Linked DNA regions of Homo sapiens: all the other regions are linked to region 1. Evidence: read pairs that join two places in POLR2A ChIA-PET (ENCODE). Cell type or tissue: CD4-positive, alpha-beta T cell. All regions are shown on one strand. Links, peaks and the distances in the headings refer to the core of each region. The heading gives the core; the rest is flanking DNA.

Region 1 (4,724 bases), core at 725-4,724:
CGGCTAGTAACTTTTATCTCACGGAATCCTCTGGACGACTTGACAAGGCATGGGTCTTCATCCCCATTTACAGATGAAGAAACTGAAGCTTAGGGAGTGGAGGGACTTGCCAGGGCTACACAAAATCTGAGAGCCTTGAAGCTGTAGACTGGCAAGTGAACAGGTACAGGCTGGGACAGCAGTTTCTTTCTTTTTTTCTTTTTTTAGACAGAGTTTCGCTCTTGTTGCCCAGGCTGGAGTGCAATGGCACGACCTCGGCTCACTGCAACCTTCGCCTCCCAGGTTCAAGTGATTCTTCTGCCTCAGCCTCCCAAGTAGCTGGAATTACAGGCATGCACCACCATGCCCGGCTAATTTTTTGTATTTTTAGTAGAGACGGGGTTTCTCCTTGTTGGCCAGGCTGGTCTCGAACTCCCGACTTCAGGTGATCCGCCCACCTCAGCCTCCCAAAGTGCCGGGATTACAGGCATGAGCCACCGCACCCGGCCAAGGGACAGCAGTTTCTAAACTGTCCCTCTCTGATGCAGAGGGGAATTGGGGCTAAATCAGCAATGTGCCTTTTCTGTCTCATATTTGAATGTCTACTCTGCACGAGGCGCTGTCCTGCTTTGCATACAGTGACTCATTTAATGTTTATGTCAGCCCTCTGAGGAAGGTCCTGTCCTATTATTAACTTCACTTATTATGAGGAAACTGAGACTCAGAGAGGGGAGGGAACTTGCCAAAGTCACACAGCTGGCAAGCAGCAGAGCTAGACTTGAACCCAGATCTGCCTGCACTCAAGTAGAAGCTGTTCATTGCTTTGCTCATTTGCCAATTCCACTTTATGCAAAAAAGAGGGGGCAGTGTGGGGGGAAGAGTTAGAATCAGGGTGGCAGGGTGGGCCAGTGCATTAGCCCTGGGCTTCAGATGTACTGGGGTTGAATTCCTGCCTGCCGCTTAGCAGCTAGGGTACCTCAGGTAGACAACTCCTGAAACTCAGCTTCCCCCTCTGTAAAATGGGGTGACAAAACCAAGATCTTGGGGTTCTTGGGGAAACTGACATGCTGATTGGTTTTTGTACAGTGCCTGGCTGGTAACAGCAGGCCCTCAGGGGTGCGTTTCCTTCCTGGGGACTGGAGTGGGGGTTGCAGTAGACTCTGGGAGGCCTCTCCAGCTGCAGAATCTCCCTCCTCCCTCCTCCTTTTTGTCTTCCTGACACAAAACCCACCAGCTGCACTTCTTTGGGCTTGCAGTGGCTTTCAGTTACCAGAGCCACCTGTTAAAACAAAAATGTGCCTAGGAAGAGCCTGCCTTACCCATTTTGACTCACATGGCAGTTGGTGGTGGAGGGGAACAAAGGAGACTGAGTTTCATCGAAGCCTTTTGCTTCGGAGGAGGAAGGGAGGATCAGAGAGAGGAAGTGGTCTGTGTTCACACAGGGAGGCAGGGGAGGCCAGGCAGCTTCCCAATCCTGCATTCAACCTCAGGGTGGGCTTGACCTGGGTGGCTGGGGGCCCTGTGATCCAGGAGAGACTTGTCCACCTGCTCAGGTGTCTTGAAGGGGTCCCTGTGGTACCCCCTGGGGCGGGGCAAGGTAGTAGGACCATGGTCTGGCTGGGGAGGTGGAGAGGAGCAGGCTGTGGGCGCAGAGTGAGGTTGGAATCTGTATTTACCCAAGGTGTTGGGGGTAGGCTTGCCCTCAGCCCTTAATGTTCTCAGGCCCCTGAGCAGTTGTGGGGGATAACCTCTGCACTCCTAGTGACCAGGGAGCTAGAACAGCAAGGAATTTGAACTTGGACACCAGCTGGGGTCAGGCTCTCTGGGTCTGAGTCCTGATTTCCCACTTTCCAGCTAGAGGAGCTTGAATGAGTCATTTAACTTCACGGTGCCTCAGTTTCCCCTCTCTAAAATGAGAATTATACCCATACCCACCTCTCAAACACCAAGTGCAGGCCTGGCTCAGAGCAGGTGCTGCAGCAATAGCTGCCATTGGTCAGCATCATCATCATGGTTGGTAATGGTCCTACTTTGACTTTTGAGACAGAGTCTCACTCTGTCGCCCAGGCTGGAGTGCAGTGGTGCAATCTCGGCTCACTACAACCTCTGCCTCCCGGGTTCAAGTGATTCTTCTGCCTCAGTCTCCCAAGTAGTTGGGATTACAGGTGTGCGCCACCATGCCTGGCTAATTTTTGTGTTTTTAGTAGAGACAGGGTTTCACCATGTTGGCCATAACAATGGCTGTCCTTGAAGTAGTCCTGGGTACCAGGTGACTTCAGTGACTTTTTTTTTTTTTTTTTTTTTGAGCTGGAGTCTTCCTCTGTCACCCAAGCTGGAGTGCAGTGGCACGATTTTGGCTCACTGCAACCTCTGCCTCCTGGGTTCATGCGATCCTCCTGCCTCAGCCTCCCAAGTAGCTGGGACTTGGGATACACTTGCCCCCGCTGGTCCTCCCTTCCACCTCTGTGAAGAGGAGGTCTCAAACTCCTGGCCTCAAGTGATCCACCCACCTCAGCCTCCCAAAGTGCTGGGATTTCAAGAGTGAGCCACCGCACCTGGCCCCTGTTTAGATGTTAGCATCAGTGACCCAGCACCTTGCTATGTGGCATGCAGGGAGCGTGCTGCTAGACCTCCGGGTTTAGAGTCAAATAGCTTCCTGGCTGTGGTATGCATTAGACTTTCTAACTCAAGGTCCTCCCACTCTCTGAGCCTCAGTCTTGTTGCCTTTAAAACGAGTTTAAGTGTGCTGAGTCCCTATGCTGTGGCTCCACAGGAATTTCCCCAGGTGGAAGACACATCTTGCCTTCTGTGAAACCTCTCAGCAGCAGAGCTGTCAGGCCCCGTCAGCAGGAGACACTGTGGGGACTGCTCAGTCCCTTCCACTGTGTACCTCGGAGCTGGCGGAGCCTAGATGAGGCTGAGCATAGAGGGCTTCCTGGAGGAAGTGGAGCTGAAACAGTTTCTCAGCCCAGGGCTGCTCTGTCTCCTGGCCTCACACTAAAAGTCAGTTGAGAGGCCATAGTGGCATAAGTCACTGACCCTGGCACTGCCCAGCTCATCACCAAAAGCAGGGCTAGGGAGGGAGGGGACATTCGATTGGCAGTGGGCACCTGTGGCTCATCTGGGTTCTGGCCACGGTGCTCAGGTTCTGTGAGCTGACCAGGCAGCCCTGGCTCCTCTGCCCCCGTGTGGGTTCTGCCAGGTCCCATGGGGGCAGGTCAGCCCCTTCCTTGTTGCAGGGAGAGCACCCAGCATTGCTGACATGGGACAGGGAAACGAGGAAATAACGGTGTGGTCATTGAACACAGAGAGCACTAGGTGCTGTGCGAGGTGCTGAGGACACGACATGATGACACAGACAAGGTCCCCCCTCTCAGCAAACGGCTCATGAGGGAGACAGACATGTTACATACATGAACCCAAAAAGTCAGACGAAAACAAAACAGAGCGATGTGTTTGGGAGGCAAACCCAACTGCCGGAGGCGAGCAGGGCGTCTACCTCCAAGGTAAACCCAGTCAGATTAGTTGTCCCCAAGGCTCACCAGGGAGAACTAATCTGACTAGGTTTGCCTTGGAGGTAGACGGCCCTGCTCGCCCTCCAGCAGTTGGGAACGTGGAAACATGAGTCAGATCTGGGAGTATCTGTCCCAGGAGTCCAAGACCTGGGTCCTCATGGTAGCTCTGCCACCGACACACTGAGTGACCTTGGGTAAGTGAACCCACCGCCCTGGACCTCTCTGGCACGCATCTCTTGAGAGCAGGGACTTAGTGCATTTCCCGAGGGCCTCCACGGTGCCTGGCACATAGTGGGGCTTAGTAAATATTTGTTGGTAACTGAGGATGCTTCCTGTTCACATCAGCGCTGGGAGGATTTCCTGCTGTTCAGACAAATGCTGGGCTGGCTGTGAGTCAGCCTTGCAGAGAGCAAAGGCAGTGGGAAGGGGCGTGAGATTCCCCTCTGGAGAGGTCAGGAGGCCAGGCACTGTCTCGACATGAGTGCCAGGGAGGGGGTGTGGCCTGTGGGCAGGGCTTGGGCTGAGGCAGAGGGACTTGAGTTCCACCCTAGCTCTACCACCATCAATTTTGTGTAACTCTGGACAGGCCACTGAACTTCTCCGGGCTTAGCCTGGCAAGTCCATTTCCCCATCTGTAACATGGGCCGATATGTACATTGCCTAGGGATTAAATGAGATAAAGGGTCTGAAAACAGTAGGTAGCTGCTTTATCATTATTATTATTTCTGTATTATTGATGTCTGAGGCTAGGCCCACAGAGGCAGTACAGTAGAGTGGTTAGGAGCTCAAGAATCAGACTAGGGTTCAAATTCTGACTCCATCACTGACTGTTTTGGGGTACTTCTTTGAACCTCAGTTTCTTCATCAGTAAAATGGGAGTGAAGTCTCTACCTTGCTGGTTGTAAGGATGAAATAAGATAATGCATATAGATGGTCTAGCACATAGTAGATACTCAAAAGTTTGAGGCCACTGCTGACCCTTTTCCCTGAAAGGAGACAGGAGAGCGGGGTCGCCACCCCATTGTCATTGTCATCTGGAATAGGCTGACAGACTTCCCATGGTGTGTTGCAGTTTTCTAGAAAATTCAGTAGGAGGCCTGCCTGAGCTTGAGCCACCTGTGGAGGTGGCTTCCTGCCTCTGCTCCACACCTGAAACGCGTCTGGGCCTCTTCTCAGGCAGCCGTGAGAAGGGATGAGTGCTACTGGTCATGGTGGGCAGCTGGCTCTGCT
Region 2 (5,448 bases), core at 647-4,646, 330 kb before region 1:
TAAACATTTAAAATTCATTCTATAACTAAGATCTAACAGTCATTTTCTTCCCAGTAAGAAATAACCAAAGCATGCTAAAAATCACTGGACTAAATTGGTGTCAAAACTGCCACATTGCCAGGCATGGGGGGGTCATACTTGTAATCCCAGCACTTTGGGAGGCCGAGGTGGGAAAATTGCTTGAGGCCAGGAGTTCGAAACCAGCCTGGGCAACACAGTGAGACACCATCTCCACAAAAAAAAAAAATTAAAAAACAAAACAAAACATTAGCTGGGCATGGTGGTACACGCCTGTAGTCCCAGCTACTCAGGAGCCTGAAGTGAGAGGATCACTGAAGCCCAGGAGGTAGAGCTATGACTGTAGTGAGCTATGACTGTGCCACTACACTCCAGCCTGGGTGACAGGGGACTCTGGTCTCTTGAAAAAAAAAAAAAAAAAAAGCTGTCACACTTAGGAGACATAAAAGAATAAAGATGGAAAATAACCATGGAAAAGGGGAAATCTGACAGTCGTCTCTCTAGTAGGAGAATGCCCTGAAAAAGAGGCAGAGAAAAGAAGATGGCATAAGAAACTAGCTCAGTTGCATGTTCTAGAAGGTAAACCTACCGTTTTATTTCGTAATCGAATGATATCAGATACAGAACCAGCCCCACAGTACTCCATAACGATCCATAAGTCTGTGTTCTTAAAATAACTGCCATAATATTTGACTACATGAGGGCTAGAGAGAGAGAGACAATACAAATTAATAAAATGGCCTTCAAATATCTCTTAATTCATGCTAGCAAGTATATACAAATTAATTCCTCATCTGGAAAGATCAATTATTCATAGTTAAGGATAAAATGGACAACCTCCTGATAAGAATGCAAAATGGTATAGCTTTTCTGGAGGGTAATAAATCACAAAAGTATAAAAAACTTGGTGAGTTCTTTAACCAGCATTTCTATGTCTACAATTTATCCTCAAAAAAGAATTATAAATGTTCAAAAAGTAACAGTTACCATCATAGCACTATTGACAAAAGTGGAAATTTAGATATCATCTAAATGTCCATCCAACATTAGGGAGTTTATTTAAGAAATAATGATACAGGGCCAGGTGCAGTGGCTCACACCTGTAATCCCAACACTTTGGGAGGCCGATGCGGGCGGATTGCCTGAGCTCAGGAGTTCGTGACCAGCCTGGACAAGATGGTGAAACCCTGTCTCTACTAAAATACAAAAAATTAGCCAGCCGTGGCAGTGTGCACCTGTAGTCCCTGCTACTCGGGAGGCTGAGGCAGGAAAATTGTTTGAACCCAGGAGGTAGAGGTTGCAGCGAGCCGAAATCGCGCCACTGCACTCCAGCCTGGGCGACAGAGCAAGACTCCATCTCAAAAAAAACAAAGAATGCTATAGCCGTATAATAAAATATCATGAATCCATGAAAAATGTTATAGACTATGTGATAACATGAGAAGATACTGTGTTTACACAAACAAACAAACAAAAAAGCAGGCTACAAAACAGGAATTACTGTAAAACTCCAAAGTGATTTGGAAGAATATGTGTATCAAGCAGTGTTTAAGAATGATGATTTCAGCCAGGCGCAGTGGCTCACATCTGTAATCCCAGCACTTTGGGAGGCCGAGGTGGGCGGATCCCGAGGTCAGGAGATCGAGACCATCCTGGCTAACATGGTGAAACCCCGTCTCTACTAAAAATACAAAAAAATTAGCCTGGCGTGGTGGCAGGCCCTGTAGTCCCAACTACTCAGGAGGCTGAGGCAGGAGAATGGCATGAACCCAGGAGCCGGAGCTTGCAGTGAGTCGAGATCGCGCCACTGCACTCCAGCCTGGGCAACAGAGTGAGGAGACTCCGTCTCAAAAAAAAGAAAAAATGATGATTTCTCCAAAGGGAAAAGTGATTTTCTTTTCTTTTCATTTGAATTTTTCTAAGAAGTCATATGTACTTTGTAATAAAAACATACACATACTACAATCTATTATAAAGAAAAAATGTTCAGGATCAAACCTGGAATTTTAGGTCTCAAGCTGGAAGAGAGATACCAAACAAGAAATTCAGAGAAAAATCAAATATCCTATTAAAATAAAATAATGTGCCCTCTGAGAGCTGCCAGCTTTAACTGGCTAGATTGTTATCATGGCCAAATGAAGTTTCCTAACAACTGATGTTAAAACCAAATTGGCTTCATTAACTCAGAACTCTTACAATTTCCTCTTCAAACCTTAGGAAACATGCCAGTGACAAGGACAGCAAAACACACACACACATTAAATATTAATGAAAAAAGTGTCTAAGGTAAATATCAACACATTTACTCTCCCTGTAATACAGTACTGACAGGAGTTAAATACTGTAGGCCATTACTATCAAGTATTTACTACTGGAATATGTTCTCTATAGACTTGCACTGTTGGCTAGATTCTCCTCTACATATATATATACTTAGCCTGTCCAATTAGTCTATAAACTCCCAAAGCACAAGGACTCTGCTCTGTATTTCACTGTATTCCTTACAGTGCTTAGCACAGAGTAGACGCTTGAAAATATCTCTTCTTTAATTAAAGACATTTCCATACTCTGTTTGGAACACAGCTCCCGCACAGTCTATCGAAAGTGACAAAGTCCCAATTTGCCAAATGGAAAGAACTTCCAAAATGTATCTGAAAAAGGAGCAAATGGAAAACTGCCACCTTCATCTGGTCAATCCAATCAAGAAAAATGGGGATTTTATCTAGTAGACAGTAATCACAAAAATAGAAGGGAAAAAAAAAGAAGGGAGAGAAAAAAGAAAGGACTACATTCCCAAGTCTGTGAGACTGAAAGGCTTCTGGACTAATTTTTTGGTAGGTAGCCCCACCTAAACCCTAATGTAGAAGTTTTGCAAACAGCAGGTACTAAGTTGATCTGCTGACCAAAAAGCCTTCAGAAGAATGAATGCAGCTTCAACTGAGAGAATTTCTCACCCATCTTCAGCTCCCTAGAGCTGGCATTGCCCCTAACTTTGTGTTTGTCTCTAATCTAAATAGTGCTGGGGAAGCCTGCTCTATCAGTGACCAACCCATGTTGTCATGGAATTTCAGAGCAAACCACGTGGTTTTCTGTGGTTGTCTTTTGGTCTGACTTCCTGCTTACAACATTTGACAAATCTTAGTTCCTCAAAAATAAATACGTAGGTACTCTCAGCTAGAATAATTTTTTTTAATGTGAAGGAACAAACAGTAGTATATACATAACTACTCTTTTTTTATAGATTTACCTGATATTCTAAGGTTTCTAGAACTAAAAAACATTTGAATTATCTGTTCTTGGCTATCTCTGCAGAAATGTTTTCTCAATAGGAAGTAAAAAAGATCATTATCACACACACAAAAAAAAGCAAGCACCACCTTCTGCCTCTTCTTCCTAGTTTCTAAAAGGGCTCACTGAAGAAAAGAAAAAAGCCAGGTATGGTGGCTCACTCCTGTAATCCCAGTACTTTGGGACTTGGCCGAGGCAGGCAGATCATTTATGGTCAGGAATTTGAGATCAGCCTGACGAATATGGTGAAATTCCATCTCTACTAAAAATACAAAAATATTAGCTGGGCGTAGTGGCACATGCCTGTAGTCCCAGCTACTCGGGAGGCTGAGGCACAAGAATCACTTGAACCTGGGAGGTGGAGGTTGCAATGAGCCGAGATTGCACCACTGCACCCCAGCCTGGGCGACAGAGCGAGACTTTGTCTCAGAAAAAAAAAAAAAGAAAAATTGAAAAAAAAAAACAAAACACCATGCATAAAAATTACGGAGGTTTAGCTACAAAAACAACCATTATCATCATATTTTTTTCTGAAAAGAAAATGCACAGTGATTCCATCGAATTCTCCCTTCTGCAAAATATCTAAGTAAATGTGTCTCTAGGTATCAAACTCTACACAATCATAGCTAATTCAAAACCACATTCTCCCCAAAGGAAGCCCACATGCCTTTACCTGTCACATTGCTGCATTATAGAGATTTCTTTGATTATCTCCTGGAGGTCTGATTCCACAGGAACTTGCTTAATAGCAACAATCTGGCCGGTCTCTTTATGAATAGCTTTGTATACGCTGCCATAGGACCTATACATTTGGGAGAAGAAGAACATTTATAAAGTCAAAGCAAGCCAAGATATAAGAAGTGGTAAAACACAAGCAACTGATAGTTCTAACATATATCCCTAAGTGCCTAATACATATACACTTGCAAAACTAAGATAGCTAAAATACTTTTGGGGAAAAAACTGTCAAGAGAACTACAACAAAATGGCATCTTGAAAGCTTCACATTCAAAACTGTAATGAATGTATTCTTATGAGATGGTAATATAGTAGCTGCCATGCACTGCATGCCTGCTATCTGCTAGAGACTGTACACCATCTCAATTCATTCCTACAAAAAATGAAGATGAGATGACTATCCCTATTTTACAGGTAAATGTAAAAAGGTTCAAAGGGGTTTATGATTTGCCCAAGGTCACATAAGTTATCAGTCCAGGATTTGAAACCAGTTGTGTTATCAGTCCAGGATTTGAACCCGGGTGTGTCTGAAAACAAAGCTTACGTTGTCTCCCCATCTATACTGGGGTACAATATGGAAGTGGCAGTCTTTGTTTTATTGTATTCACTCTAGTACCACAAGATCTTTCTGTCCTTGCTCCTCTTACTTACAATAATACTTAAAATATTATGGAAACTAATTAAAATCTAAGCCTGTTTAATATTAGTATCAGGTAAACACAGCACACACACTCTTTGCTTCCTACTCCATCTTCCCTTAACAGCTTAATATCAAAATAAAGTTTGTGTATCTAGTCAATTTGGAGGCTACAGATCCACTAGATTTTGAAAGTAAAGAAGCTGGATTTGAGTCCTACCAACACTACATTTAGCTATCATTTACACCTTATTAACCTTGTTGTACCTGAATTTTCTCATCTGTAAAATGACAATAATACAAACTACCTTACAAGATGTGATGGTATCTCATTTGTGATGGTCAAATGAGATACCATCATCACTTTATACAGATAACATTTTCATTGGAATCCTGGGCAGCTGTCAGTGAAATAATACTGAGTAAACTGTCTTTCATATTTCCCAACACATCTGTATCTTCACACTGTCTTGGTGAAAAAAAAAATCAAAATAGCAGTGCCACCTACTATGTCAAAGTACAATACTCTAACTGCCAAATAGATGCTCATGAACTGTTTCAATGTGAAAGTAACATAAAACTTTTTAAGTCTATGCAGAGCACATAAAAATATTTCCATTCCATTAGAAGCTGTCATACTTGCAAAACTAGCATAATCATCCTTAAATATTACACCAAATACTTTTTGCCAGAGAGAGGCAACTGTTGAGCATGTGTCCCTTCTTCCTTGCTAAAATAACTTCCTAATTTGTTACAGTGGTGATGTG
Region 3 (5,448 bases), core at 812-4,811, 1.2 Mb before region 1:
TGGATTTGAATACTGGCTCTACTACTCATAAGCTGTTCAACCTTAGGCAAGTCAATCACCTCTCTGTATACAGTTTCCTCATCATAAAATGAGATAATCTTATGGTTGTTATTAAGATTAAATGAGCCACAGGCAAAATATTTAGTCCAAAGCCTGATTCAGCCTTTTGTTTACCCTAAATACAAGTTAGCTATTATTATTACAGCTTTTATGCCTTGTGACATTTTCTTAGATGTTTATCCAGTGCCTTTCCAATTGGATGGGGATGTCCTCAAGTGTCAGGACTATTATTCCTCAGGGTAGTCCAAGCCTCTAACACAATACTGTGCCTTCAGCAGATGCTTTTTTTTTTGAGATGGCGTTTCACTCTTGTTGCCCAGGCTGGAGTGCGATGGCTCGATCTCGACTCACTGCAACCTCTGCCTCCTGAGTTCAAGCGATTCTCCTGTGTCAGCCTCCCGAGTAGCTGGGATTACAGGCATGCGCCACCATGCCCGGCAAATTTTGTATTTTTAGTAGAGACGGGGTTTCACCATGTTGGCCAGGCTGGTCTTGAACTCCTGACCTCAGATGATCCGCCCACCTCGGCCTCCCAAAGTGCTGGGATTACAGGCGTGAGCAACTGCGCCCGGCTCAGCAGATGCTTATGGATGATGTACTGGATGAATGGATCATGGACCACCAATGGGTGGGATGGGTCACACCCCTCCCTCCTCAGGGAGTGCCCCAGCCCAAAGACCAGGGGAAGGGAAAAAAATCTCACCCCCTGGCCTGACGTGGCATAGCCTAGAAACTCCACCTGCACTTTTCCAAATACTCTAATCCAGCTGGTCCAGTTTGCTCACCCTGTGGGGCAAGCTTGGGAAAACAGGATGTGTGAGTCTCACAGTAACAGGCTGGAGGGGTTTGGGGCTGAGAGTGTCTGTACCTATTGTGTGCACAGTGCGGGGGTGGTGCCATCTCTAGCTCTGGGCCAGGAAGGGCTGGAGCAGTCCAGTAGTACAGCGAGGCCAGTGAGGGGTGACCACTTGTGGTCTCCGCTTGTCTCTCCAGCCTTGTTTTCATCACCTTGTTTTTTGTGTCCTAGAAAGACAAAATGCCTACAACTTTGTGTGTTCACCATGCTCTGTCTCACCTTTGTGCATGTTTGTCCCTTTGTCTGGAATGCCCTTCCTACCTTCCCTCCTCGCAAGCCTTGCTCATCCTTCAGGACTACGTGCACCCATTATCTTTTCTAGGAAGCCTTCCTCAAGCCCTTAGTTGGGTACTACTCTTCTGCTAACTCAACATCTTAGCCTAACTCTAGCTCATCAAGTTATATTGACTTTATGTGTACTTAGTGAACATTTGTTGAGCTATTCCAAAGAAAGGTACTAGTGAGTGCCCACCACAAAGCTCCTTGTACCATTCCTGGCTCCATTTATGTCTGCCCCTCCCAGGGCGGGAACCTGGATATTCTTTTTGATTCTTCTTTCTCACCTACATCCAATATGTTAACAAGTCTTTTAGTTCTCCCCTACCACTGCTACATGTATTGAGGATTTATTATATATCTGGCTACATGAAGCCCCCAATGTGCATCATTTTACAGTAGGAAAAGGATTCTATTATCATCTACATTTTACAGATGGGAAAACAAGCTTAAAGAGGTTCTCAAGGATGAGAATCTGGGATTTAATCCTCCAGCTAAGACCTGGGAACATGGGATTTGTACTGCTTGTTTGTCTGCAGTCTGACTAGTTAACCATTATGCTGCCTTCCTTCAAAATATTTATCCTTTCTCTGAATTCCTACTTTTACCCTCCTCATCTTGACTCCCAACATATTGGATAGGTTCAAAACTTCCTTAAGGATCTCTAAACATACTTTTTTTTTCTTTTTTTTTTTTTCTTTGAGACAGATATTCGTTCTGTTGCCCAGGCTGGAGTGCAGTAGTGTGATCTTGACTCACTGCAACCTCTGCCTCCTGGGTTCAAGCAATTCTTCTGCCTCAGCCTCCCAAGAGCTGGGATTACAGGTGCCTGCCACCATGCCTGGCTATTTTTTTCTTTCTTTTTTTTTTTTTTAGTAGAGATGGGGTTTCACTCCTGTGTAATCTCTCCCCTGACTAGACTTTGAGAGTAGAGACTCTGTAGCCTTTTGAACAACTTGTACAGTATTTGGTACACAGAATTCAGTAAATGTTTGAAATTAAACAAATGACTTGTCCAAAGTTATAGTCAGTAAGAGTAATAGTGCTAGGACTAGGAGCCACGTCTTCTAAGAAAATTCTATCCCAGTGATCTTCCTATTATACTACTTATGTCATAGGAAGAACTTTTTATGCCTCAGTCATTCATTTGACATTCATAGAGCACCTATTATGTGCCAGACACTGGAAACACCATTGGCTCCTTTACCTCTATAGTTACAGTAGAAAAACACAAACATCTACAGAGTAGATTGGAAGGAAGCAAGACTGGTTGACCCCCTCCAGATCCTGGTTAAGTGCTGTTAGATATAAGCACTAAAGGAGATTCAGGAAAGTATAAAACCATGTCCCCATCTTGAAGGGAGTTTATGCCTTTACCAGGGAGACAGTAAGTACAGATGAATATAACTATAGTGCTCAATGAATTCTTGCAAAAGATGTCTGTGCTTCAATACATGTTATATCTCAATAGAAGATTAAGGGAAACAGAAAAAAAATAACTTCAACCTAGCACTCATTAAGTTTGGAATTCATGATTCAAACAACAGCTTGCATCATGACTTCCAGTAGCTGGGCGCCGTGGCTCACACCTGTAATCCTAGCATTTTGGGAGGCCAAGGTAGGTGGATCACTTGAGGCCAAGAGTTCATGACCAGCCTGGCCAACATGGAGAAACTCCATCTCTACTAAAAATACAAAAAATTAGCCGGGCATGCTGGTGCACACCTGTAATCTCAGCTACTCGGGTGGCTGAGGCAGAAGAATCACTTGAACCCAGGAGGCAGAGGTTGCAGTGAGTCAAGATCACGCCACTGCACTCCAGCCTGGGCGACAGAGTGAGACTTTGTCTCAGAAAAGTAAAAAAAAAAAAAATAAATTCCACTTAGCTATGTGACCTTGGACAAGTCACTTCACTTCCTCTAAGCCTCCAATTTCTTCTCTCTCTATACATGGAAATAACAATATGAATAATCAGTACCACTTAAAGTGAATTAATTTAAAAAGCTATAACAGGAATTGTTGGTTGCCAACTCAACAACCTTTGTCCCTTCTTTTCTATTTTCTTCAGTTGTCATTCCTCCCCCACATCACTACATGCTTCAGGGCTAATCTAAGTCAATTAAGGTAATTGTATTAGGAATGGGCATGGATATTGGCCCAATTCGGGACAAAGAAACATGACAGGAAATTGGCAGGAAACCAAGGAAGGCTTTTTTTTTTTTGAGACGGAGTCTCCCTCTGTCACCCAGGTTGGAATGCACTGGCACGGTCTTGGCTCACTGCAACCTCCGCCTCCCGGGTTCAAGCGATTCTCCTGCCTCAGCCTCCCGAGTAGCTGGGACTACAGGCATGCTACCGTGCCCGGCTAATTTTTGTATTTTTAGTAGAGACAGGGTTTTACCATGTTGGTCAGGCTGGTCTCAAACTCCTGACCTCGTGATCTGCCTGCCTTAGCCTCCCAAAGTGCTAGGATTACAGCCACCACGCTTGGCCTTTTCTTTTTTTTTTTTTTTTTCTTGAGACGGAGTTTTGCCCTGTTGCCCAGTCTGGAGTGCAGTGGCAAGATCTCGACTCACTGTAACCTCCGCCTCCTGGGTTCCAGCGATTCTCCTGGCTTAGCCTCCCGAGTAGCTGGGATTACAGGTGCCCGCCACCACGCCTGGTTAATTTTTGTAGTTTTAGTAGAGATGGGGGTTTCATCATGTTGGCCAGGCTGGTCTTGAACTCCTGACCTCGTGATCCACCCACCTCAGCCTCCCAAAGCACTGGGATTACAGGTGTGAGCCACCACGCCCGGCAAGAAAGGCTTCTTCTTCTGGATGTGACTCCTGCATTTGTGCCACATGGGGAGCCTTCCTAAGGACAAAGCTGAGACCTGAACATGGCAGAGTGGAAAAATGCAGAGTCCAGGCCACTGAGACAATGACCTTTGGAGGCCCACCTCTGGGCTTCTAAGTATCTGCAATAAGCCATTTTGAGTCAGGGTTTTCAGCTAATTGCAGCCAAAAACATACCCAGACACATTTCTTTTTTTTTTCTTTTGAGACGGAGTTTTGCTCTTATTGCCCAGTCTGGAGTGCCGTGGCATGATCTCGCCTCACTGCAACCCCTGCCTCCCAGATTCAAGTGATTCTCCTGCCTCAGCCTCCCGAGTAGCTGGGATTACAGGCGCCCACCATCATGCCTGGCTAATTTTTTGTATTTTTAGTAGTGACAGGGTTTCACCATGTGGCCAGGCTGGTTTTGAACTCCGGGCCTCAAGCAATCCACCTGTCTTGGCCTCCCAAATTGCTAGGATTATAGGCATGAGCCACTGCGCCCGGCCACCCAGAAACATTTCATAGGGAATAGTGATAAACAAGATCTGGGTGGAACTTTATCACTACCACCCAGATAGTGATAAACAAGATCTGGGTGGAAAATGAGACTAAAATTATAAAGTTAATATTATATTTAGCAGGGCCGGGCACAGTGGCTGACGCCTGTAATCCCAGCACTTTGGGAGGCCGAGGCGGGTGGATCACCTGAGGTCAGGAGTTCAAGACCAGCCTGACCAACATGGTGAAACCCTGTCTCTACTAAAAATACAAAAATTAGCTGGGCATGATGGCTTGTGCCTGTAATCCTAGCTACTCAAGAGGCTGAGGCAGGAGAATTGCTTGCACCCGGAGGTGGAGGTTGCAGTGAGCCGAGATTGCGCCACTTCACTCCAGCCGGGGTGACAAAACAAGACCCTGTCTCAAAAAATAAAAATAATGATTATTATTATTATATTTAGCAAAAGTAGGTTATAATGGCAGCTATATGCCAATTCTCAGAATAATCAAAGAATGACTTAAAGCAACTATTCTTTTCCTAGTATAGTTTTCCCAAACACTAGGCCAGGTGCAGTGGTTCATGCCTGTAATCCCAACACTTTGGGAGACCGAGGCGAGTGGATCACCTGAGGTCAGGAGTTCAAGACCAGCCTGGCCAACATGGTGAAACCCTGTCTCTACTAAAAATACAAAAATTAGCCGGGTGTGGTGGCGCATGCCTGTAATCCCAGCTACTCAGGAGGCTGAGGCTGCAGTGAGCCAAGGTCGCACCACTGCACTCCGGCCTGGACAGGAGAGCAAGACTCTATCTCAAAAAAAAAAAATTCCCAAACACTATACTTCATTTCCTGTCTCACTTTTGCAACATACAAAAGATGGTTTTGCCAAAATATTCCTTAGCTTTACTAAGTTTCCGAAGGGCTTAATTTTTCCTAGGCA

The links. ChIA-PET counts read pairs that join two places held together with the same protein. Peaks named below come from ENCODE experiments on the same cell type or tissue, not always from the same donor. Only the 100,000 strongest peaks of a DNase experiment are listed, where the experiment ranks them.
Region 2: POLR2A ChIA-PET joins it to region 1 with 5 read pairs; 3 of 35 experiments call an interaction of 5 or more read pairs at or near these places.
Region 3: POLR2A ChIA-PET joins it to region 1 with 5 read pairs; 2 of 35 experiments call an interaction of 5 or more read pairs at or near these places.

The regions. Positions count from the first base shown.
Region 1 is chr20:44,642,917-44,647,640 of GRCh38, reverse strand. The region is part of intron 1 of ADA (adenosine deaminase); the gene reads left to right. Among named protein-coding and RNA genes, the nearest start is that of ADA, 6.4 kb to the left of the region's middle. RefSeq lists cis regulatory regions at 332-927, 1,311-1,338, 2,027-2,585, enhancers at 972-1,487, 1,421-1,520, 336-1,589, 2,741-2,820, 3,494-4,083 and 4 more and a silencer at 1,651-1,730. In CD4-positive, alpha-beta T cell, for the core only: a CTCF peak has its summit at 4,548; DNase peaks (open chromatin) are centred at 1,260, 2,780, 3,910, 4,640 and 1 weaker place; H3K4me3 peaks cover 1,446 bases; H3K27ac peaks cover 3,715 bases.
Region 2 is chr20:44,977,103-44,982,550 of GRCh38, reverse strand. STK4 (serine/threonine kinase 4) reads right to left here. Exons shown (of 11, transcript NM_006282.5): 3 at 3,980-4,108; 4 at 608-722. Among named protein-coding and RNA genes, the nearest start is that of STK4, 13 kb to the right of the region's middle. In CD4-positive, alpha-beta T cell, for the core only: no CTCF peak of the experiment used is centred there; DNase peaks (open chromatin) are centred at 3,080 and 3,960; H3K4me3 peaks cover 1,853 bases; H3K27ac peaks cover 4,000 bases.
Region 3 is chr20:45,868,306-45,873,753 of GRCh38, reverse strand. All of the region lies in intron 1 of ZSWIM3 (zinc finger SWIM-type containing 3), which reads right to left. Among named protein-coding and RNA genes, the nearest start is that of ZSWIM1, 10 kb to the left of the region's middle. In CD4-positive, alpha-beta T cell, for the core only: no CTCF peak of the experiment used is centred there; no DNase peak of the experiment used is centred there.